Linked DNA regions of Mus musculus: all the other regions are linked to region 1. The links are chromatin loops, found by intact Hi-C in ENCODE. Cell type or tissue: heart. All regions are shown on one strand. Region 1 holds the start of Pgm3 (phosphoglucomutase 3). Region 2 holds the start of Ibtk (inhibitor of Bruton agammaglobulinemia tyrosine kinase). Region 3 has its middle 6.7 kb from the start of Gm22830. Region 4 overlaps Cyb5r4 (cytochrome b5 reductase 4). Region 5 holds the start of Cep162 (centrosomal protein 162).

The links. Hi-C counts contacts between places; a loop is a spot of excess contacts. Peaks named below come from ENCODE experiments on the same cell type or tissue, not always from the same donor. Only the 100,000 strongest peaks of a DNase experiment are listed, where the experiment ranks them.
Region 2: it touches region 1 in a loop (2.1-fold over the local background); 9 of 42 quality-filtered maps call a loop at or near these places.
Region 3: it touches region 1 in a loop (4-fold over the local background); 7 of 42 quality-filtered maps call a loop at or near these places.
Region 4: it touches region 1 in a loop (2.5-fold over the local background); 5 of 42 quality-filtered maps call a loop at or near these places.
Region 5: it touches region 1 in a loop (5-fold over the local background); 4 of 42 quality-filtered maps call a loop at or near these places.

The regions. Positions count from the first base shown.
Region 1 is chr9:86,571,266-86,576,265 of GRCm38, forward strand. It overlaps Pgm3 (phosphoglucomutase 3), which reads right to left and starts at 577. Exons shown (of 13, transcript NM_028352.4): 1 at 465-577. It overlaps Rwdd2a (RWD domain containing 2A), which reads left to right and starts at 723. Exons shown (of 3, transcript NM_001145969.1): 1 at 723-792; 2 at 1,572-1,798; 3 at 2,709-3,634. The coding sequence starts at 1,598. The coding sequence ends at 3,386. In heart, a CTCF peak has its summit at 1,918 (motif pointing left); DNase peaks (open chromatin) are centred at 606 and 1,916; H3K4me3 peaks cover 1,938 bases; H3K27ac peaks cover 1,018 bases.
Region 2 is chr9:85,747,054-85,752,053 of GRCm38, forward strand. It overlaps Ibtk (inhibitor of Bruton agammaglobulinemia tyrosine kinase), which reads right to left and starts at 2,281. Exons shown (of 29, transcript NM_001081282.2): 1 at 2,078-2,281. In heart, CTCF peaks have their summits at 1,865 and 2,445; a DNase peak (open chromatin) is centred at 2,328; H3K4me3 peaks cover 2,899 bases; H3K27ac peaks cover 2,764 bases.
Region 3 is chr9:85,776,707-85,781,706 of GRCm38, forward strand. No RefSeq gene overlaps it. Among named protein-coding and RNA genes, the nearest start is that of Gm22830, 6.7 kb to the left of the region's middle. In heart, a CTCF peak has its summit at 2,939 (motif pointing right); no DNase peak of the experiment used is centred here; H3K27me3 peaks cover 503 bases.
Region 4 is chr9:87,025,325-87,030,324 of GRCm38, forward strand. Cyb5r4 (cytochrome b5 reductase 4) reads left to right here. Exons shown (of 16, transcript NM_024195.2): 2 at 1,623-1,776; 3 at 4,180-4,280. Among named protein-coding and RNA genes, the nearest start is that of Cyb5r4, 5.8 kb to the left of the region's middle. In heart, a CTCF peak has its summit at 2,570 (motif pointing right); no DNase peak of the experiment used is centred here.
Region 5 is chr9:87,252,823-87,257,822 of GRCm38, forward strand. It overlaps Cep162 (centrosomal protein 162), which reads right to left and starts at 2,710. Exons shown (of 27, transcript NM_199316.2): 1 at 2,441-2,710; 2 at 1,110-1,226. The coding sequence starts at 1,166. In heart, a CTCF peak has its summit at 2,979 (motif pointing left); a DNase peak (open chromatin) is centred at 2,619; H3K4me3 peaks cover 1,534 bases; H3K27ac peaks cover 1,281 bases.

The DNA.
Region 1 (5,000 bases):
CATTCCCAAGCTACTTTAGTTATCAAACTTTTGTCCACAAGGACGAATATAATTTTGTAAAAAAAAAAAAAAATGACCCGTTGGTAATGTATCCCTATTATTCATAGGGGCGTCAACCACTCCTACGAAATTCAGAACTCTCAAAGGAAAATCACAGTCATAGAACAACGGCATGCTTCCACCCTTTAATGCATTTGGAGTTCTCGAACTAATTTCGATTAGGTATGGCAATGTTTATTAAAAGCCCTAACAGTGTTTGCTTCTTTCATTCAAACTGCCACCCTTGGGGATGCATCCTGCTCCGAGCTACTGATTGACTCGCGGCTCCGCGCACTACAGCGCGAGGACCTCAGGCACCTGGGCCGCGCGCAGCGTTGGATAGGTAGGTCCGGCAGTCATGCCCCAGCCTCAGCTGCCGATGAACCCCCACCCACAGCGGCCCGGCATTCTCCACGCCCGCTCACCTAGATCTGGAGCAAGAACGTTCTCTCCACAGGCGAGACGCGGCCGCGCAGTGCGCACCAAACCAACTCTCTCAGACCTCGCAGACGTGGCCCAGCTTTGCTTCCGGCCCGACGCCCCGCCCACACCAATCACAGCCCGGAAGGGCCGCTGAACCCGCCCCTGCACCACCAAGCCCCGCCCCGACCAATCGCGGCGGGTTGGTGTCTGTGGCCCCGCCCTATGCGCCAAGCCCCGCCCCCCAGCCGTCCGCGCGCTGCTCGCGCCCGCGGAACTGCGGCTGCGGTTCGGAGCGGGTTCGGGGCTGCTTGGCTTGAGTGATCTGAAAGGGTGAGGCTAAGGCGGCTAAGGCGGGCCGAAGGTTAGCTCCCGGGGTGGACAGCTGCGCCTTTCAGCCTGGGCCTCAGGGTCCCGGGTCCCTAAAGAACGGGAGCGTTGACGTCCCTCCGACCACCGAGATCACCTCCCAGCCCAGCCCCTGCCAGGCGAGGTCAGCGTCATCCCCGCGGGTCTTCACCCGCTTAGCCCTAGGCGTCACTTTATTAAGTGGAAATGGCTGAGACCCCTCCTCCCAGCCCCTGGCTCTGCGGTGGCGTCCCTATGCACCTGCGCGAGATGCTGCACCCCACTGCGGTCCGGGGAGGCTGTCCTCCGAGGGGGCCTGCGGATGGGGGCTGGCGGCGGGGATGACCTAGAGCCCTCCCCTCCGCACTGCAGGCATCCTTCCTAGCTGCGCAGGCTTGAGATCCAAGTGGGATTCCCGGGCCGGTCCCTGGTTTTCCCGGGATTGAGGCTGACCAGGAATACAGGTGTTTGCAACCACCGGCCACGAAATCTGTCACCCGAGCACCTGTTGAAAGCGCAGACTCCAGAATGGCCGGCAAGGGTGGGAAGGAGAGACAAGGATTCTGGGGTTTGAGGGAGCATTTTAAAGGATGTTGTGCGTACTAGATTGGGGGGGGGGGGCTAGGAGAGAAATCTAAAGTGTATGGATGCGTGCCCGTAGCTCTCTACAAACAGCGGGACTGCCTCTTAGAAAAGGGACCTTGGGAAAATTTCCTGGACACCAGTCGTCATTTACAACCCCATTATTTCTGGGCCTTTTCCAGGTTTCCAAGCCGGCTGATTTGGAGACATGTCAGGGTCAGTAAAAGAAAGCCTTCAGCTTCAGCTGCTGGAGATGGAAATGCTGTTTTCTATGTTTCCTAATCAAGGAGAAGTAAAACTCGAAGATGTAAACGCCCTAACAAACATAAAGAGGTATCTGGAAGGCACCAGGGAGGCGCTCCCACCCAACATCGAATTTGTCATCACGCTCCAAATTGAGGAGCCCAAGGTGGGTGCTTTCATTGGTCCTAAGTGTTTCTGGGTGCCTATCGTGTTTTGCTTTTAATGTGTATGCGTGTTTCCCCCTCATGTATGTCTGTTCATCATGTGCATGCAGTGCCCCCTGGAGGCCAGAACTGCATGTGGGAACCTAGAATTGGACCCTGATCCTCTGGAAGAGCAGCCAGTGCTCTTAATGGCATAGCCCCAGGTATCCACTTGTTAACTGGAAAACCCAAAGCATGAGCTTCCTGTCCAGGTAACAAATAGACAATTTCAAATCCCAGGATGCGTTTGGAAGGAAAATGTACCAAACATGAGATGGTCCATAAATTCAGACAGACTTTAATGAAGTTAATGAGTGTTTAGGATTTCATCGGTTTTCAATGACACTGAATGTGCATAGTAACTACACATACAAAACCTAAATGTTAAATATAAACTTACCTCCTTGCTCTGGACCCTTTAGTCCTAGGAACATTAGCAGAGCAGGTACCATGTGGACTGGACATTTAGAAGAATGTTTTCGCTCTCCCCTACGAAGCCTTCAGTTGTCCTTCCCTCAGACCATTTTATCTCCTTAATTACACACTTCAGTGGAACCTTGAACTTCTCCCACAGTAGATTCTGCCTCTCAAATTGAAATGAAATTCTTGCTATGTGTGAGCATGGTCTCCCTCAGGAAGCTCCGGTCTGAGGCAGGAATCTTGTCTGACTTCATCACTTCCTGTTCCAGCACAGGACACCCAGCACACGTCGCTGGTCGGCGGTGGTTAGGAAAGCTGACTGCATACGTTGTTCAGTGGCAGGCAGGCCCTTGAGAGTCTCCATGACTGTTCCTATCGTAATCGTGCAGTTGCCATGATAAACTAGCTCGTGTGATTTCTCAGTATTTAAATCTATGTCGTTTTTATTTTAAGGTGACCATTGATTTGCAAGTAACCATGCCTCACAACTACCCATACGTGGCTCTGCAGCTGTTTGGACGGTCACCTGAGCTTGACAGACAACAGCAGCTGCTGCTTAACCAAGCTCTCAGTGCTTATCTCGGGACTTTCGACCCAGGTGAGTTGTGTGTCTGTGCAGCCATCCAGTGGCTGCAGGACAACAGCGCATCCTACTTCCTCACCAGAAAGCTGTCGGACGAGCCATCCGTACAGGCGAAGCCAGTCAAGAACACATTCCTCCGCATGTGGATCTATAGCCACCACATATATCAGCAGGACCTGAGGAAAAAGATCTTGGAAGTGGGAAAAAGGTTAGATGTGACTGGATTTTGCATGACAGGAAAGCCTGGTATAATCTGTGTGGAGGGCTTCAAGAATCACTGTGAGGAATTCTGGCACACAATCAGATACCCCAATTGGAAACACATTTCCTGCAAGCATGCAGAAAGTGTGGAGACAGAGGGGGACGGTGAAGACCTGCGCCTCTTCCATTCGTTTGAGGAATTACTCCTTGAGGCCCATGGTGACTATGGATTGCGGAATGATTATCACATGAACCTGGGCCAATTCCTGGAGTTTCTGAGAAAACACAAGAGTGAGCATGTTTTTCAGATATTATTTGGTATTGAAAGCAAAAGCTCAGAGTCCTAGAACCCTATTAAGATGTCTACGCTTGTAACCGCATTAAGTATTTATGTTACTAAGACCAAAATAAAAAGGCTAATGACAATATAGAATTCTGGGTGAAAAACCTAGCTCTAGAATTTCCTGACTGCTGATGCTAATAGGCCCTTTAACTTTGTACCAGTGTAACTGTGATGCTGTTTCCAGGTTGCTGTGTAAAGTCACACTTGATTACCATTTCATTATAAATCAATAAAATGATATATTTAACCAGAGCAACTTGTCTCAAGTCCAAAACCAGGCTGGAGAGGTGGCTCAGAAGCTAAGAGCACCACTGGCTGCTCTTGCAGAGGACCTGCACAGCAGCTCGCTGCCATCTGTAACTCTAGTTCCAGTGGAATCCATGCCCTCTTCTGGATTCTTCAGGTACCAGGTTCATATGCGCTGCACAGACATGTGCAGGGAAAACACCCATACCCACACACAATAAATAAATGAATAAAGCAAGTCCCGAGCCCCACATTAATGTCTCATACCAGACTGCAGATACAAATTCATAAATTTAAGACATCTGTTTCATGACGCTGGCACATACGTGGCATACCCCCTCATCACTGGAAATGAATTCTAAACAACAGATAAACTCAGCATAGAGAGTGCCTGCTTACTACATTTCTTATTTTAAAACCCCAATTTGAAGTGTTTTAGTAAAACTAGATTCTAACAGCAACGGCAGATTAAAGTCTCAGGAGTCGCCCACACTCTTGCACATACAGATTAACACATCTGTCTTTTTAGAAGAAGGCATGAAGCGGGGAAGAGCTCTGCTCTTCTCACTCTATCACTTGGTTAGACGCACCTCTGGCAGCAGAAGCAATATTCTTAGTTTAGTCATGTCCATGAAAAAAAAAAAAGCATGGCTTTGTTGCACCCCCACAGGTCTTGGTATTTTCCAACTGCTTCCCATGGGTCGGTACACACTGAAACTTAGCAAGAGCTGATGCTCACTGAGGAGGGCACACCAAAACCCGGCGGGGGTGGGGGGGTGGGGGAAGGGGAGGGGAGGGTCAAACTACATTTTCAGTGATGTCAGCACTGTCTACTTTCAAAGACTAAAGTCCCACCAGCCCTTATCAAAATGAGACTTCAATCATTTTAAAAACTAGTAAGGGGCAGGAACGATAGCTCAGTGATCAAGAACACCGGCTGCTCTTCCAGAAGACCTAGCTTCAGTTCCCAGTACCCAGAGAATGGCTCGCAACTGTCTGTATCGCCAATTCAACTCCAGGGTATCAGATGCCCTCTTTGGCCTCTGAGGACACCTGGCACACACGTGGTACACAGACATGCATCCAGAGTAAACACTCATTGTCTTAGTTAGGGTTTTACTGCTGTCAACAGACACCATGACCAAGGCAAGTCTTAATAAAACAACATTTAATTGGGGCTGGCTTACAGATTCAGAGGTTCAGTCCATTATCATCAAGGTGGGAGCATGGCAGAATCCAGGCAGGCATGGCGCAGGCAGAGCTGAGAGTTCTATGTCTTCATCCAAAGGCTGCTAGTGGAAGACTGACTTCCAGGCAACTAGAGTGAGGATCTTATGCCCACACCCACAGTGACACACCCATTCCAACAAGG
Region 2 (5,000 bases), 820 kb before region 1:
TGCAATTTTCAAACAAACAATATATATATATATATTTGAAATATATATATTTGAAATATATTTGAAATATATATATATTTCAAAGCCCAGGTAGAATTTCAGATGGGCTAGCTGGAGAGATGGCTCAGTGGTTAAGAACACTGACTGGTCTTTCAGAGTTCCTGAGTTCAATTCCCAGCAACCACATGGTGGCTCACAACCATCTGTAATGGGATCTGATGCCCTCTTCTTGTGTCTGAAGACAGATAGTGTACTCACATACATTAAATAAATAAATCTTTTTTAAAATCACATTATTTTTTAAAAAAAGTTCCAGATGGGCATGCGTGTTTACAGTGGTATGAATGACAATGGACTCCAAAGGTTCCTATGCTTGAATGCTTGGCCCCCAGTTAGTTCAACTGTTTGGGAAAGACTGGGAGGTATGGCTGTGTGTTGCTGTGACCTTGATAGATGAGGTGTGTCACTGGAGGTGAGCTTTGAAGTTTCAAATGCTCAAACCAGGCCTGGTCAGTCTCAGTCTCTGTTTGTCTCTCTTTCGGATCAGGTGTGAGCTCTCAGCTACTGCTCAGTACCATGACCCAAGTACGTAGCTTCCCTAAGGACCCTGAGCAAACCTCTGAATTTTCTCAAAGCTTCAATATTTTCATTTGTAAAAAGTGAGATTAAGGGCTGGAGAGATGGCTCAGCTGGTAAGAGCACTGACTGCTCTTCTGAATTCAAATCCCAGCAACCACATGGTGGCTCACAACCACCCTTAATGAGATCTGACACCCTCTTCTCGTGCATCTGAAGTCAGGTGCAGTGTACTTATGTATAATAATAAATAAAATCTTTGGGCTGGAGCAGTCAGGGACTGAGTGAGCGAAGTTGAACAGAGCGAGCAGAGCCGACTAGAGCAAGCAGAGGTCCTAAAAATTCAATTCCCAACTGTACAGCTACAGTGTACTCATATGCGTAAAATAAATAAATAAATAAATAAATATTTTTTAAAAAAAAAGGAAGAAAGAAAGAAAGAAGTTTGGGCATACTCATTCAGTCTAGAATTTTATAATCCACAAGCATCTTGAACGTTTAAAATGTAATGAAATCATCACACAAAAATTGGCACACAGAAAAAAAAAATTGGCACACAGAAAGCCCTTCAAACAAGATTTACTAAAAAGAAAAAAAAAAACCGAAGATTAACATATCCAATTGAAAAACTGTAAAGCTGCGATGTGACTCAAGTTTTGCAAAAACTTTTTTAGAAAACACGTTTTAGAAAATAGTTCTGTCCTCAGGTACGGTGAAGCAGGTCTCCAAATCAATAAAAACAAATGAAAGTAACTCCACTGAGAAGTGAGGAACTGATGACGAAAAACACACACACACACACACACACACACACACACACACAAAACGTTTGGTAATTTGCATATGGAGGTAACCACACTAACTATGGGGGGGGGGGGGGAACTACTTCAAATGTTACCTACTTCGAGATAAAGGAAACAGGTGCTACTCAACTTCTCCTCCTTGAAAAATATCCCCTCTGACTAACACGACTCATGTTTTATGACTGTGTTAGATAACAGAGTTAAAGACGGCTTAAATCAGGGTTGGCCATTTCCCCTCGGATCCAAAATGCCTTTGCAACCTGATAGCTACGAACAAAAGGCCCCTCTATCCTGTCTCTGCAGAACAGACCCCAGTCCACTTCCACCCAGCAGCGAATGCTCAGAGCAAGACCTGCTTCTGCAAACTCAGCAAGGCCCGCGGGAACTCAAACTTTGTAAACTCCACCAAGGGTTTAGGGGACATGGGAGCCTCTAGGAAGGGATCCAAGGGAGGTGACACCAGTCAACCCTCGGAACCAGAAAAGCATCGTCGCTGGAGGGCGTGTCGGGCAGCTTGGCGACGTAGCACTTGGCGGGACAAGGCCATTCATTAGCTGGCAGGGGCGGCGGGGCTGCGCTGCCAGGCCACCCGCCCGTGCCACGCGGCGCGAAGCTCGGCAGCCGCCCCCTCCGCGAGTTCCCTCCCCGGGCCCCGCTCCCCTGCCGGGCTGGCAGGACGCCTTCGCCGTCGCCCTCACCAGTCGCTAGATGAAGGTGCGCCGGCGGTCTCCGCGGGGCAGGCGCGCGGCCGCGCAGGGACTCATCCTTAGTGAAAGCTACCGGGGACAACGAAGGGAGCCAGGAGCCGGGACGCCCGAGTCAGCTCCGGGGACGGCTGCACGGAAAGCGACAGCCGCGACTGTCGGCGCCGGGACCGGGTTCGGGGAAACCTGAGCTAGAGCGGGCGGGACTCGGGAATAAGACGGGCGCTGATTGGCCGGAGTTCGTGTATGCCCCACAGTGATTGGTCGGGGCCTGCCCACAAGGCCTAGCGTGGCAGTACCTCAGCTGTGGCCTTTCCCTAGTATCCCAAAGGAGCATGACCCCTGCCGGCCTTGGTGCGGTCGACACTGGCTGCCGCCCTACACTCAGAACCAGTACTGCCCCTCTTGGTGCCAGATGTCACCCTAGGAGATCTGTCTCCCCGCAGGTCGACACTCGGAAAGGAGGTTAAGGCTGGGATGGAGGAAACAAGGAACTGGCTGGATGCCCAAGCACCACTCCGTAGAAACGTGGGCATCTTAGAAAAGTTGCTTCCCGGATCACTCGTAGTGGGATAACTGGAAAACCAGAGGTGTCCTCTCCCCAAGACTGGGCCCTGCTGCTCTGTGCCCCGCCTGTTGTGCCCGGATTGTCTGAGTGTCACTCTCTTTTTGTCAGAAGGCGCCATAGATTTTTCAGATCGCCACTGTGCGACCAGCTGCTGACTTGGGTCACATCTGTCTGCCTGACGCCAGGCTTACAATAGGTTTTCCTCCCTGAACTCTTAAATCTACAAGCCATTTTAAAGGTTGCAAATTGTGTGCCAATAATCAGTCCAGAACGGAAAACATACTCCTGCTGAAGTCTGATACAGAGGCGCCTTAGTAAACATGTGTTCAGGGAGGAGTAGCATGACTCAGAGAAAAACAGCACTTGGAGCCCAGAGTTGTTTGAACCTCGGCCCTGTTTGTGTTGCTGTATGAGCCACTGACACCATCATCTATTAAACGGAGTTAAACTCAATACCCTCTTAGACTGCTTCAGCCCAATTGCCTGTTTTGTAGACTTTGTAGGAAAGTAAGTTGCTAGATCAAACTGAAGGAGAGATGGAAACAGACCTAGCTCCCCAGCTCTCCTCCCAGTGCAAGGACTTAATTTGCTTTCTTACTTCCTACTCTGACCCATTCTGTAATGTATAAACAGTGACTTGGAAGGAAGCTGTGTACACACTCATGAACAAAGACGCTCAGTGATCTGGAAGCTAGTGATGTAAATAAATGTGTTGCCCTGAGTTCACATCTTTTATCTGTCTCTTCTTTGTATTGGGTAAGTCATTTAGGTTTTCTGAAGCCTTAATTTCCTCATCTGCAAAGTGGGAATGGAATACATGTTGCTGTAGTGAAAATGTGTTGATAGACGCCCGCAGCACTTAGCAGAGTGCCAAGCACACAGTAACACCACCTAGAAGTTGCCATGTCTCAAACGCTTGTAAGCATTGGGGGTACAAAATGTCCATACGGCCATAATCATATACACAAAAATTAATTGCAACTTTAACGAATCTGTGAAAGAAAATAAGAGGTTTCATCTGACCCCCCCCCCCAAAAAAAATGACAAACTAGGGAAGAAGTAGAAAATAACTAGGTGAAGCAGAAAAAGAAAGACCAGCATCATGCCAAGGAATGAATGTCTTTGCCGTTGGAGATGGGGGACGAAACTGGTCCTGCTTCAACAAGGATCAGAAAGAGAATATTAGAAAGCTGCTTACAAAGTAAAACTTATCAGCCACAGTTGCCGCGGTGCTGACCAAACTGAGACTCTGACATAACGTTATTTATTATCTATGACACGAACAGCCTGAGTTTTATATTTTTATACACTGTTGGGCTTAAAAGGAATCTAGTTGGTGGCACCAACTGATATCATAAATGCAGTAGTGTTAGGTGGCCACATAAGTTAAAACATTCCGAGCTAATAAAGATTTAATCTTTTACTGTAGAATGAAAGCAAACTGTGCAGCTTTTACCCCAAGGTGAGAATGAAGCACATAACACCAGAGGGTAAATGGTCTGCGTGATCGCTGCTGAGACAGAAGGACCCGGCTTCACCTCCTCATCCTTTTCGTTTCCTCTTCTCCCATTGCTTCTGCTCTCCCCTTTTATGCAGGTTTAGCAATATTGGTGGTTATTATATTTAAGGTTTTTTTCCCCTTCACACCTTTTCTAAAACTTTTATGCATTTTGTTTCAATTCTGGGCAATCTTTTTCTTTTCCTACTTGTTTCTGTGTTCCTTCCTAGTGTACTTTTAGTAATATTTTGGATTTTATCTTATTAGTTGTAAAGAAGCTTATGTCTTCTTTTTTATTTCCCTTATGTTTATCTAATTTATTTTTGAGCCTTCTCGTTATTGAGGAGTTCTTTTCCCTTTCTTGCTAACTGCTTCTTCATTTTTCTTTCCTTCCATAACAGTCTTCTCCACTCCTCTTCTTTTTCCTTTGACTTAACTTTGCTTCTGCTCCAGTTTGCTAAGACCTTGACTCCTTTATCTATTACAATATTAACCATAAGTGACTGTTTATCTCATGCCAGACTCCACATTAGTTTTGCCATTTTCTGTTTTGCATCTTTGGTGATATACCGAGACTTAATTGGCTTTGGTGTATTCTTATATTGCACAGTTTGATGTTGTTGCTGTTACAATAGTTCATTGTTTCCTCTCTGAGTGGTACTTTCTCTGGGAAAGGATTCTTAATGTGAAAATACTCAGATACAGCTAAAATGCATTGAGAGATATTCCACTGAAGAGATGTAAAACTTTAACACACACACACAAACCATAAGAAACATGAAAAGGCACAGCAACATAACTCTCTAAGAACATCCTGTGAAACTGTAATTCCATGATTATTGAATCCAAAG
Region 3 (5,000 bases), 790 kb before region 1:
AGAGGGGAGAGGGAGGGGGAGAGACAGAAATTCACCTTTATAACAAATCCACTAATCTAGTCTCCTGGTACACAATGCTGACATAATGGCATAAATCCATCACTAACGGCAGCAGCCTAATCACCTGATCATTCTTGAGCTTTTACCTCTCAATGCTCTGGACACTGTTGTATTAGTGAGAGTTAGGTTTCTGTCTTAGTCACTGCTCCATTGTGTTAAGAGACACCATGGCCAAGACAACTCTCATAAAAGACAACATTTAATTGGGGGCTTCCTTACAGTTCTGAAGGGTTAATCCATGATCTTTGTGGCAGGAAGCAGACAGCTGAGAGGGGGGACATTTTGGGGGAGGTGTGAAAGGAATTGGGGATGGGAAGGGGGAAGTGAATATGTGATTGTCCCAAATATTTCTGGCTTGTATAGAACTGACAAAAACTAACCAGCACAATATCTTATAGGTTCCTGTAAAGGCCCAGAACTAGACAACCTGAAACAACAAAGGAGAAAGTCCCTTTCTCTTAAAAAAAAAAAAAGGTTCCCTGGGAAAAATTTAAGTGAATGACCACTCAAATAGGAGAGATGCCAACAAAGAATTATAGATTATGTATTACTTTAAATAAATAAATTTCTGTATGTAAAGTGTGTGTGTACAAGCGTGAGTATGAGAGGGAGAAGGAGAGGGAGAGAGAGAAGAGAGAGTTTTTGCCATAGTTAAGGTTGTAAGATAGTGTATTCATCACGATCTTGTATCATAACAGGAAGGATCTAGTTATGCAATTAAAATTAATTAAACTGCCTTCAGATCTTGATGTGAAAATTAAATGATTACATTCTAGAAATCTGCTGCTTAATGCTGTTCCATTTCTAACATAAAATAAACTTGGCACCACCAGAGAAGGTTGGAAGTGAACACTGCCTGGCGTTCTTCCACCAAACTTCCTGCTGTGGAAGATTGGTCCTTTCAAATAACACCGAGTACTGAACTGGTGCTTAATTTAAAAATCTTTAATCAACGAGGATCCCAACAACCACTTAAACTGTGCTGCCTGTCAGTTCTAACCGCTCATTATGAAATCACCGCTAATGCCATATACAGAATAGAGCCTTGGAGTTAAGAGTCTGGGAGTGGTGTTGGAAGAGATCAAGAGCTCCCCAGGCTACTTCAGAAAGAAGAATGCTGTAGTGGTTTCGTTGAAATGAAGCACAAGGTGTGGGAGTCCTTTTAAGCAGAAACATCTCTGTACTCAACACAATGAACCGGTTTAAACATCTGCCACTCTGAAAGAGAATACTCATGTTTGTTTCTTGGTGATGAAAAGACAAAGAATTCTTTTCCTGAGTGTCAAGGAACCCTGAGGAGACTATTAAACCCGACTGTTATTCCTGAGGAGGAATCTAGCTGATGGGTTATACTAGGAAATTCAGCAGATATCATACGAAGTCTAAAAGTTATATCTTTAATTTTCTCCAATGAGTCAGAAACATTTGAAACTTTTCTCAGCATGTTTTGTGCTTTAATTTGCTTTCACGTCTACCTGCTCATCCCCAAGATGGCTACACAATGTAAGAAAGGCACAAGGTGAAAGCGATCCTGAAGAAGTCTAGCCCTCCACAGGTAAAGGGGCTCCACCAGCAGAGGGGGGGGCGGGGCGGGAGGTGGTGATTGACACTTTCCGATTTGGAGGGCTGGTGAGAACCCAGTGAAGAGAGGCCCTGGGAAACGTGGAAGGACATTGGAAACCCCGCAGCTGGAGAGGTGGGAACAGGAGAGAGACCCCCATCCTAGAAATACAACGTAGTGGAAGCAAAGCCGCCTCCAAGGACAAGATAGATGTCTCTGAAAGAGTAAATGCATTCTGAGAAGCACAAATCATACAAATCAGAAGTTTCAGCTCTGAGAAGGATCTTCGAAGTTTTCTTTCCATGTGGACAGAGGGAAGGTTGTTAACATTTTTCAATCTTCCTAAAAGGGAGCTGGCTCCTAAACCTAGATTCCATCCTCACAGATGTATCTCTTCAATGAGTGCAATTAAGACACCTTTTAAAGACTCCCATGCATGAAAACATTAAGGACAGATTTAAGTCAGAGAGTTTAAAAAGGACAGCAGTGCTCCGATGGTATTGGTTTTGTTGGATTACTCACACTTCCCTATGAGAGGCCAAACCTACTCCATCTTGGGACCGGCCCAAGGACCAGAAAGGACCCCATGGCTTGTCCTTGGCCAGAATTACCCCTTAGCTACTTCCTAGCAACAGTTAATCAGATTGTTTCAGATGTGCTTTCAGACCCTTTGTGATTGTATATGGTCTGGCTTCAGAGTACTCACCTGTCTGTTTACAATAGACATTTAGTAAGATACGTGTCAGGATGGACGCCCCCTTACTTACTTCCATTTCCTATAAAACCTTGTTCTGCTGAGGGTTCAAGGCTGCTTCGCCTTCCCTCCCAATCCTGCCCTGTCAGAGTTGGGTTGTAGAAGATCCCAAGCCAGAGCTTGTAATAAAGAGACCCTAATGCTATTTATTATTGCATTGGAAACATCTCCTTGGTGGTCTTTTGGGGTTCACGAACGCTTCCTGGCATAACACCTAATCTCAGCAGCAAAGTATGTTTTTTTTATTTTATTGTGACAGGCAGGGGTAAAAGAGTATAAAAAAGTCCAAAGTTTAAACGCAATAATCCCTCTAAATAATAAAATAGACTGTAGCCTTTTCTGTGCTCCAAAAAACAAATTAGATTTTCAAACTCCTGACATCAACAAGAAACTCCAGGATGGGAGAGAAAAGTGAAAACCAATCTCCACAAAAACAAATGACCAAACCAACCAAACCAAACCAGTCAAATAGACAAAATCCTTGGGATTCCAAAGACTTGTTATTAATACCTGGCGATTCTAAATCTGACCCAACGACACGGGGTTTTTAAATGTATCTGTCACTAGATGGCACTGTATAAACACAAATAACTAGGCAAGGCACTCCAGTTCATCTCTGAAATTGGTGGTTTATTACTATAAATAAGCCTTTAATGATAAACCTAACCATCTTACAAGGCAACACATCAATACTTTACATCTCTATCAATAAATGCTGACTGGTTCTGAGAATGGTTCAAAGGCAGCTTTAGGGTTGTTACACGACAGACAGGAAATTGAATTTTAAAAAAGGTAAGAAAGTTAGCAATATAGGAGAGGGGAGACAGGAAAGAGAAATAAATTCATGAGAGAATGCATAATTTGAATTTCCTTTGGTTCCCATTAGGGCTGCCGGAGCCTGGGAAGATCGTGGGCTTAGTGTTCTATCAGTAACATATAACTCATTCCTTTGCTACATCAGGAGGATTGGAGCTGAAAAGCCAGTGCTGGCAGAAGACAAGGACGGATTACACATGCAAATAATCCCATAGCTCTTGGACTAAAGGAGACAGTTCGTCTTGTAATATTTCTTTTAAGTGACACACAGAAAGCTTTGGCGGGTTGCTATTAAAAAGCAACATTATAAGATTAAAAAGCACAGAGAAAGAAAGGATGTTTGAAAGGGGCACTGCAAAACTGTGAGGAAAAATCAGAATATGGATAACTACAGAGTCTGTATTATTCCACTTTTTTAAGTTAAGAGAAAGGTCAGGAATTTAGAACAGTTTAGGAAAGAAAGGTTAACTGTATTTGGAGCCTCGGGAATTGAGAACATCTGGTTATAATCACACAGAAAAATATGGTTGAGACTTGATGGTGGGTAGGGATAACCCAGACCATCTGACTGTGTGCACTCCACTCTTCAGGAACACTGGGGCTGTATTCCACACAGGTGGTGTGCCACCAACTGCTATCTCTCTGCACCACTTCTCCAGAAAGGGAATGTGCGCGCGCACACACACACACACACACACACACACACACAATTTTAGGATGTCAAATGTCAAAGAAGTGAAGAAGGCCATCTCCATTCCTGCAGTGGCCAGTATGACCAGTCTAACAATGCCAGGGAGGAATGGAGAAATGTGAAGAACACTGGTTTATTGAGCTTTCCTCTTGCACACATCCACCCAGTAAACTCTCTCCTCTTCCTATGTGTTTCAGCCTACAAACACTGTGTCCTTTCTGACAGAATGTGTGTCTCTCAGCAGCGGGGAATACCTTGGTACCCAGAGCACCTATTAAGAGGGGCAGAAAGAAAACCAAAACAAAAGATGGATTAACCTCCACCCTTATTTTTGATGACAAGAACTTAAATTTTACTTCCCATTTGCAACAATTCTGTTCCAAAGATACATTTACATTAGGAAAGGGCTTCATAGTCATTTGAGTTGCTTTAGAGAAAACATGGCGGCCATTAAAGCTGTGGTCAGAGTCCATGATGGAAAAACAGAGCGCAATGTTTATTTGTTTTTTTCTCTCGCTAATTAAGACAGAATCTAATACAGAATGCTGAATTTCAGAGATCGGGGAATTGTGTTTTTACCCACAGTAAAACATGAGGTTACTACTTTAGAAAGGCTTTCGGCTCATTAATCTTGACGCTAGTATTTAAAATAATTTAGTTTCCTTGGTAAATGGTCTGTAGATTCTTGAAAGTGCTGTTAGCTAAAATATTATTAATGTGAAAATGCACTCAACATGTCTCATAATTTTGCTGAGAAATGAGACGTGAATGATGCGTTTTATGGTAGGGCGAGCTGGGTGTGGGGGAGAGAACATGACTGAGATGTGTGACTCAATTTATGAGAGTTCTGAGTGACACGAAGGAGGCAGATCACCAGATCCACACACAGTTTCAACTCTGCTACGGATTCCCACTCAGCTCATTATCCTACCCACTTCTCTTCACTGTGACAAAACACCAAGATCAGGGCAACTTGGAAAAGGAAGTGTGTGATTGGGCTTATGGTTTCAGAGGGTCAGAGTCCATGGTGGTGGCGCAAAGGCATCACTGCAGGAGCAGCCAGGGCTCACATTGGACAGTAAGCAGGAGGCTGAGAGGGGAATGCTGGGAACAGTGAG
Region 4 (5,000 bases), 450 kb after region 1:
AACAGGTTTATTAAGTGTGTTTTTTGGGGGGAACACTTTCTGACCATCCAATCTGTCACCTTAAAATCTTGAAAATGTATTTTGTAAAAGAAAACAGAACTCCGAATGTCCTGTTACTAAATCATGTAGGCGGGGTATATATTTTCTGTAAAGGGCACCATTATAAACACTGTAATCTTCCCCAGTTCATAACTTCAGGTCCCATCTTTCCTGTTATCTACAGTCAACTGCATGAGTTGTCTTGTCCTGTGTCTAAGGTGTATGTACTGCCCTGTAGCCATCTGTTTTGTTTCCAGATAGATAGTTGAAAATGGAAGTGCATGTTTTCAAGTAATGGTCCAAGTGTCGGACTAACAATAGTGGAAATTCTTCTATCCAAAGAGAAGCCATGAAATGCTTCCTGTGAGTGGAAATGTCAGAGTTCTTAGTAAGAAAAAAAATCATGCCAAGGTCACTAATACCCACAGTAAAAACAAGTTTCCAAGAGTTGTGAAGGAAAAAAAAATGTATAGGGGTCACCACCATGGGGTGTTTGGTGGTGGCCGTGGTTTCAGGCAATCTCTGAGACGAGTTTAGCTTATCTTAGTGGGATGTCTCTATAGGCGAGCAGTCATCCAGGGGAGGAAGCTGTGGTTGATAGTTTCTACATACGCTGTCAACATTCACACTTAAGACTAGAAAAGGGCTGTACCAATTCCCCTCTCTCCTAGGCCTGGAAGTCCTTGATGTGGCTGTCCTGTGCTCATGTTCGCCCCACACCCTTCCTCATGGTGTTTTCCTGTGCTTGGTATACTTTATCAGTGGGTTTGTCGCAAACACTGTTGCACAGTAATTTCTGATTTTCTGTTTATATTGATAATTCAGAAAGGGAGAATTTAGCCAATCTTTGGCATATCTTCTATCAGATCTCTTGATTGTTAAGGTCACAAATTTTGGTTCAAAATGGCATCAATAACATAATTAGTAACAGAGCTAGGACCTGGACATTCTAAATTCTGACTTTGGGTTCAGTACTGTGTCTATTATTCCTTACTGCCATTATGAAGAAAGTTTGTGAGACAGAATTGCAAAGTCCTATCTCATAGTCGGTATCTTAAATAGTATTTTGTTTAAGATTCTAGGCATCTGAATTTCCTGGACATCTTGAACTAGACAAAAGAGTCCCCTCCCTGTAATAAAAATAAAAAAATAAATCAATTAAAGTTAATCAAAAGTAAGAACTTTGGCTAAAAGTTTTTTTTTAAAGTTAAAGAAAATAAAAGGGAACTCAGGAGGATTGATGGCTGCCAGTTTTGTAACCAGCCTGAGCTGCTCCATGGCAGGACCTTCCCTGTTGAAAATGGCAGATAAAGTAAACTTCTAATGCAGTAGCTCAGCTTCACACACACGAGATGGGAGAAGTTGTAGAATTGTTGGGTTGTAGTTTTGTCATTTTACCCTTTATTTATTTATTTATTTATTTATTTATTTATTTATTTATTTTGAGATGGGATCTTGTTGTGTAGGATTTTTTTTTAAGGCTAATAAAGGATGGATACAGTAGTCCAAAGGCAAATTGACGGAGGAGGAGAGGGAAGCAGCCAACTTAGAACCAGACATAGCTTTTGTTTTCCGTTCTCTAGGTACCTTTAAAACAAGGCAGGAGTCTTATGGATTGGATCCGACTGACCAAGAGTGGAAAGGACTTAACAGGATTGAAGGGCGGGTTAATTGAAGTAACTGAAGAAGAGCTTAAGAAGCACAACAAGAAAGAAGATTGTTGGATATGCATAAGAGGTAAGCGGCATTTACTAAACATCTCAGAAACGCCTGGGCTTTCAGACTTGGTAACAAAAATTGCCTCAGTGGATCATAAATAATGTTGTTCTCACTTTGAACTGTATTTTCCCTTGTATAACCTTTTACATTTGATGCAGAAGACAGGGAACTAATGGGATGGAAGTCTTTTGTAGCATTCTTATGTTGCATTCCCTTTGAAAGGAAGCAGGTGTTTGCCAAGAAATTTAACACCAAGGTGATGCAGTTAAAACGTTCAGGGGCACCCAGTATATGGCATAACTGCCCATCCAGAGCCTTGTGATTGAATGCTCTTAGGAAAAGGGTCTCTGAGACTCTAAAGGGAACCATATGTGTGTTGTATGCACCTATACATATTTGTATGTGTATATGCATGTGCTCGTACACATGCACACTCATGAGCACACTGTTCCATGTGTGTCTGTGGAGACCAGAGGTTGATGAGCTTTAGATTCGGTGAGTTTAGATTATGTCTTAGAGCATAATGAGGAGACAGCTGAAGTTAACCTCTGGCGTCCACATACATGTGCACCTACATGCACCCGTGCATACACTCACACTCACACACATACACAAAGAATCAGTTCATTAGGAGCACCATGTTGATGTGTGATAACAAAGCGTCAAAGCACATAACAGACAGTAGAAGAACCGAGGGACAGAGTTATAATTGTCATTCAGAGTTGTGGATTTTAATCCCGTTCAGCAGTTGTTAGAACAAGGTAAGCATCTCTAGACAGAAGGAAACTGGTGCTGCAGTTTCTTTATTGAACACAAGGTGGCGCAGTCATCACAGTCCTTAGACTCAGGCTTAGAGAAGAAACTCCAGTAAAGTTGAAAAATGGTGACTTGTTTTTACCTTATAAACATATCTTTTCCTATTATGTATTTTGGGGCTAATATCATTAACAATGGTAAAAATTTAAGTAAGTAAGAATGCTGTTCTATAATGGCATATAATACTGTTACATACATGATAGACATTAAATTCATTTATTAAATGTAGTCTAGAACTTTAATATTTGATTGAATGTTAAAACCAAAAATTAAGTTTTTAATATGTTTAATTTTAATCACCTGAGTGCTTTCAGACTGTTTTTGGGTCTTGAAATAATTCCTAATCTTTTAACAATTATTGAGAACATTAGAAGGCTTTTTTTGCATGATGTCTCTTAACATTACCACTAATTAAAATTAAGAAATGTAAAAATATTTAAAATTAATTTATTAAAACTACTATACGTTGTACATAGTACCTATGTTTATTAAAATAACTTTTCTAAATGAAAAATTCAGGAATACATAATTTTTGATTTTAGTATCTCTAATATATAGCTTGAAAGATGACAGTTCATATGTATTGTTGTGTGTTTATCTCCAGTGTCAAATCACATGTCCATGTAGCTTCTAGAAAACCCCACACTTATGAAAGAACAAGAATTTTAAACATAGTATTTTAGTTTTATTGGAAAAAAATTTTCACCTTGCACCACTAGAAGTGTCTTTTTTGAGCTTCCTCTGGAGTCCTTGGGCTCTTCCATGAGGCTCTGTAACTTATAGAATAGAATAAAAAAGAAATGAAAATTTTCTAGTCAGTGAACATGTGACCTAAAACATGGTGATACCCTTAATTCTGTATGGTGAGCGTGGTGGTTCACATACATAGTTACCTACCTAGCCTGGGACACTGTGGCACCTTCACCAGGAAGATAGACAAACAGACATAGGTCTTTGGCACTAACCCATGGTGGGTCTAAGATGGGACTGTCTGAGGGCACCATCACATGGATCTGGGCTTAAAATTACAGTGGAATGTGCTGCAGTTCTGAATCTAGACATATTTAGTGGGTGGTCTGAGTGATCTTTTGCATTTCTTTATGTTTTATGAACAGAGACACTGTTCTAGACAATAAGTTTACTCATGGGTCAGCTTAATAAAGGCCATGGCTGCCCTCACAGCAGAGAGCTGGCACTTTCACTGGCATTTAGGAAGGACCTTTATCCAGTTTCTTTATCCAGGATCCTCTCCTGGAGGAATAGGAGTGTACAGGTCTCAGGGTCCTCTTCACATAGCTCTGTGGAAACTAAGGATCAAGGAGCTGATGTGAGTGTTGCTTTTCTAGTTGCAGGTATTGATGTAAGTATTAAACTTCCTTGTCTTAAGCAGCAAGTCCCATGTTATTTAAGAGAGACCAAAAGACTGACAGGTTAATTAGCTAGCTCACAAGATCAGTGGAATTTTAGACATTGCAGCTCTTACTACTTTGAAAAAAATGAACTCCTAAATGAAATGTTGGGAGAGAGTTATCAGAATTTATATTTATAAGCCTTACAATTTGTAAGAAGTTCATTTGGACATCGTTTCTCCTTGCTTTGATGCAGGGTTTGTTTACAACGTCAGCCCTTATATGGAGTACCATCCGGGTGGGGAGGATGAACTCATGAGAGCCGCAGGAGCCGATGGAACAGATCTTTTTAATGAGGTAAGTGGCTTCACGTTATCAGAACGTTGTATGCGTGGACTTAGCAGTGAGACATTTGGAGGAAGGAAATGCTTGCATTCATTTGAGATGGGTGGGCTTGAACTCTGAAATGTCGGCAGATGTTCACAGGTGGCAGCTGTTTATGAGATTTCTCAATTCACTTTATTAAAATTCTAGAGATGGTCTCAGTATGTGGCGTGCACTGTCTCCTCTGCGGGAAGACTTGAACTCATCTCGATTTCCTTTAGCAATGATGGTGATTGGCTTACAGAAAAGACTCAGTGGGAGAAGGGACCGGTGGATCTGCTGTTACAAATTACTGTAGTTTTTAAAATTAGATTATTTATTTTTCAGTTAGCATACAGCCTTCTTATTATTTGTTCATAGGGAGACAGTTGTATATCCAATCTATATTCTGTGTGGCACCCATACATCTTGGAGAAAGTTAGATAATGGTGATTAATGAATAGGAAACTTAATTTTCCTAAATTAATAGGAGAGGGTCTACATGGATTTCAAAAGATGCTTATATCAGTACCCTTTCCTCCAAATTGGCAAACGAACATTAGTTTCCTCACTATTTAAAAGCTCCATAGAATATGTTAATTACTATCAATTTTGTTAATGGTTATTCTGACATCATAGTCGTTAGAAGTTTAGTAATTTGCTTTTGTTTCACATTTCATTTAGTATTTTAATGATAATGTTATATATTACTAG
Region 5 (5,000 bases), 680 kb after region 1:
ATACAGGGATAGAACCACTGACCATTCCGTGTTATGGCAAAGATGAGAAAGACAAAGGATGAGTATCCGCCCTTCCAATCAAGATTTTCTTCACCGCTTTGCAGGTTATTATCATCCAACGGAACCAAATCCCTGGCCCTCAGATAGTAAAGACAATGAGAATCAAGGCCTTCATAAAGGAATACATGGTTGGTGGGAATAACAGAGCATACGACTAGCCAATTTCATGTGTAGGCAAATATTGAGAAGAGATTCACATACATCCACACTCACACTTGCGTGATTATTAAGAGCAACATTATTCATGACTGTCCAAAATGGAAGGATCCCAAATGCTGTCAACTGACAACATATAAGCATTATATCCACAAAATGGCAAACCACTCTCTGAAAACACCATGCTAAGTAAAAGAAGCCAGACTTCAGAGACCACACATCCTAAATGGTTCCATTTCTATGAATATCTGCAACAGCCAAACTTGGAGACAAAGCAGTAAGGGATAACCCAAGGCTGGAAGGACAAAGAGCCAAGAGTAATGGTTAAAGGATAAGGGTTTCCTTTTAGGAATGATACAGGCATTCTGCAACTGACTATGGTGAAGGTTATATAATTCTAAAACAGTTGTCATACAAACTTTAAGTGGGTGAACTGAATGGTTTATGAATTGTAACTGAAGAAAATTAACTTTAAAAAAAAATTAGGTTGAACCACTCCCTTATAACCAGAAATTGAGCAAAATATTTGTTCAACATGGTTCTCTTTCTCTCTCTCTCCGTCCCTTTCCCTCTCCCTCTCTCTCTCTCTGTGTGTGTGTGTGTGTGTGTGTGCATGTGTTTGTGTTTGCATGTGAGCGCGTGCACACATGCACCTTGGAGGGAATGCTGCATTCACTGGGACCGCTGGGTAGACTGGGTGAGAAGATGGCATTGAGCTAACAGGCAGCAGCATTTGAAATGAGTCGAACTGAGGACGGCTGGATAATTCTGTAGGTGCAGGTAGAAGGGATGAGCTGATGGGGTGGTTTATGTTTTCAGAAGAAAGCACTCAAGGATGGATCTTACAAGATGAATTTACAATAAATATTACAATAAATACAGCTTGAGCTTACCTCCTTCATAAACCGTTCAAATTCTTCATCAAGGTCTACTTTGAAATAGTGAGCCATGGTTAGTAATTTTCACGTCACAAAGCAAGTATCTTAAAATTATTCACAGCATTGGAAACACTAAATGACAGAAACAGATGGAAAAATAAACACCTCTGGAGGAAAACAATCATTAAACATCATTAAAACAACACTACTTTAAACTTCAACTTCTCAAGACAGTTTTATATATGTACACACATATATATGATGTAACTTGACAGTTATATTGCAATTACGAGACACCATTGGAGGTCTAATTCATTGAAGCTAACTGACTTGGGAAAGTAGCTTATGAAGTATGTCTTCTCAAGGTTGATCATTACATTTCATCCAGTCGCTAAGAGGTGGGCTCCAGGATCTTTTCCACTGTATATGTATTTGTCTCTGCTAATACCTCTCAGAATCCAGGTCCTCACAGAGAATATTAAAAAAAAAAAAATTAAAAGAGCAGGAGTGGAAAGACTAATATTTTTTCTTGTAAAGCACAGTATACAGGTTGTGCTTCCGGATTCACGTATTTTCAAATTAAGGGTTTTGCAAAATAGACTTTCTATAATCAGGATTTTTTTCCAGACATAAACTAAGTGAATTTATAAGACTCAGAATATAATAAAGAATTTAGTGGTGCATCCCAGAGATTTCTACACTTAGGAGACAGACAGCTCTTTAGTTGGGAGGTTAGCCTGAGTTACAAGCCTGAATTTCAGGTTAGTCTGAGCTATATAGTGCAATCCTGTCTTAAAACATCCCCAACGAGCACAGAATACCCTTGGAAGTTAATGACACACATTAACTACTATTTATGTTTCTCTTGAAGCAAAGGCAGGCTAAAAGAAACAATGCCGCGAGCACCTTTAATGGGATCTAGTCAAGTTGTCTCAAAGCTGGACTTCAGCTAGGAGAGGCCATCTTCAGATCTGTCCTAAACCTTTGGATTTAACTCTTTAGGGCAACACGAACAAACGCTAGTTTTCTTTTCTAAGGGACGGCAGCAGGTTTGCCCACCATCTTTCAGTGGAATACTTAGTGCTTTTATTTGCATTTTCGACTAAGAGGTCTTAGGGTCAGGATGAGGAGTTGGACAAACAGGTTAGTCAGAGGCAAACCCCACGAAAGGGCCCTCAGCTCAGTCCAGGCTGCAGGAAGCGCAGATTTGGGGGCTAGCTCGAAGCAAAGACTTGGAGTCCCGACAGAGGAGCGGAGTAATGCGCAAAACAAAGTTCGGAGACCCTGCCTGAGGTACAACCTGGAAACAACAACAGGGTCGCAGACAGCCACAACGCCTCACCTACCTGCTCCTGGGAGCCCGCGCTCTCCCGGAAAGTCCCGGCGAGCGGGCTGTTGTCAGGGCAACAGACCCCTACAGGCGGGCTCCCGGGTGTCACGTGATCCTGCCTGCCACGTGACCCAGGGAGCAGCCAGACAAGCTGTCAGTCTTCTGGTGACTCTCAAATAAAGATTGGAACCTTCACGGCTCTGCAGGATGTGGCGGCCGTAAGGGACGTGGGCGCGGCAGCAGTGTGCACATCCCGCTTTCTCTTACTCCCGGAAATCCCGAGCTCAGCTAGCCGGCCGGGAAGACCCAGGCGCAAGCGCACCATCTAGAGCCAGCGCGTGGCTTTCTGGGAGTTGTAGTTTAGTCCCTTTGTGCTCGTCCTTCCGCAGCGAGCTGCTCTTCTTTCCAGCCTTTCCCACCCTTTTCATTTGAAGGCTACTGTCCAGGTTGAAAGTTTTAAAAACGGTGTAAGAGGGTTGATTTCCTTCAAGTAATAAGCCTTGTGTGGGTGTTATGAGAAAAGTACAAATGCATTAGAAATAATTCCGGTGTTAGAAGAGATGTCCGCCACCCAGTGGACAAGCATTTGAAAATACACAATACCAAGATTCTCAGTGAGAGCCTTGCACTAGTTCAGCAGCTCTGGTTTTTCTGGTATCCTGCTTTTCAAAGCTCTCTTCTGCAGTGGTTTGCTTGAGTTTTTATTTTATTTTACTTTTTTACCCGCTCTCTCTCTCCTCTTTCTTTCGCTCTCTGGATACGTATACACAGGCACACCAAATCAGAAGACAACATTTTGGAATGAAAGTAAAATCTTCAAACAGTAAAGGTCTTTGCCTCTGGTATACATAGTTCTGTACCTCCTTTCTGGCCTGAACTTTTCACTCAACAATGCATATTGACATCTGAGTGTGTACAAGCCAGAAACTATCCGATTAAAATGCAATAATAGAGACCTGTTTTAAGCTACCATTTTAAGCTTGGTGAGAGCATTATGTACATTATTTAAATTTTACAATTTACAAGTCAACTTAATTCAGCTTATGGCTTTTCTTTTAGTACATACTGAATTGAGCACATTCCATGCCCTATAGACGTGGGTTCCGTGAAGCAGACAAGTAGCCCAGACAACTGTTAAAGGAGTGCGGCAAGAAGAGCTATGGTGGCTAGTCATGTACACAAGCTGAGAAAGTTGGGGGATTTTTTTCCACTTGAGGTCTCATTTCAGTCTCACTCACCATAGTTATTTTTTACCATCAACTTGTTAGGGTCCAAGATCTTGGGAGAATGATACCCTAAACTAAGTAGTATGCAAAAGCAAAGAATGTTTATTCAGCAGAATTTCCTGCAAGGAGGGGTCTCCTCATTCAGGAATGGACACATGTAGTGAGTGGGCTTGCAGGCCTAGCTTTTATATTTGTCAGTTAGGGGAATTCCAGGGAGGAATTTGTGCCATTTTGCCTTGATTGGTTAGCTCTATCTCTAGAAGTTTGACTGATTCTACAATTGGTTAGGGCTCTGGAGACTTCCCAGGTTTGGGGTGGGGAGGGATCTCTTATCCATTCTAGATACCTATTCTTACTTCAGGCCAGATGACAAGGTGTCCACAGATTGGCTGCCTGTGGCTTGGTTTGCTGACCACAGGTTCCTGGACTTAGGGTCTCATTTCTGGGAAACAGAAAGTTAGGCCTCGTCTCCCAAACTGTTAGTTTATTTTCACCTTATCCATCTTTCGTTAGATTTTCCAATTCAGCTTTACCCGCACCAGACTACTAAAACAATTCTTGGTGGGGGTTGCTAATTTTCTCATAGGGTGTTGCAAGATTGTAGAAAACAAATTTCTATGACATAACCTTAGTTAATATGAAAACCCTATTTGTGCTTGTTCTAGATTTCCCTTTGAGCTCTAGTGTTCTCTTACGCGCGTTTGCGACCGGCCAGGAAAGACGCAACAAGCCAGAATCTTCTGCGGCAAAGCTTTATTGCTTACTCAGGAGCAAGAGAGGAAGAGCGCGGCAGAGAGAGGCAGAGAGGAAGAGAGAGAGAGACGCAGAGAGAGGCAGAGAGAGGGGCAGAGAGAGAGAGGCAGAGAGCAGAGGAAGAGAGCAGAGGAAAAGACGAAGAGAAAGAGACAAAGAGACGAAGAGACGAAGAGAGGGAGTGCCAGAACCCCGTCCCTTTTAAGGAGAATTATCCTCCACCTAGGACGTGTCACTCCCTGATTGGCTGCAGCCCATCGGCCTAGTTGTCATCACGAGAAAGGCAGAGCACATGGCGGGAAAACTGCCCCTGCACATGTGCAGATTATTTACTACTTAGAACACAGCTGTCAGCGCCATCTTATAATGGCAAATGTGAGTGCGGCTCCCCACAGTGTTCTATGTATGATAACCTAATTCATATATATTCACATAATACCCTAGAAACATCTCTCTGTAGACCAAGCTGGCCTCCAACTCAGAGATCCATATGCCTCTACCTCTTCAGTGCATGCACTATGCCCACCACACACTAGAGCCATCTCTAAAGTAATAGAAGCCTTGCGTTTTTGCTTGTGTGTATGCATGTGTGTGAGA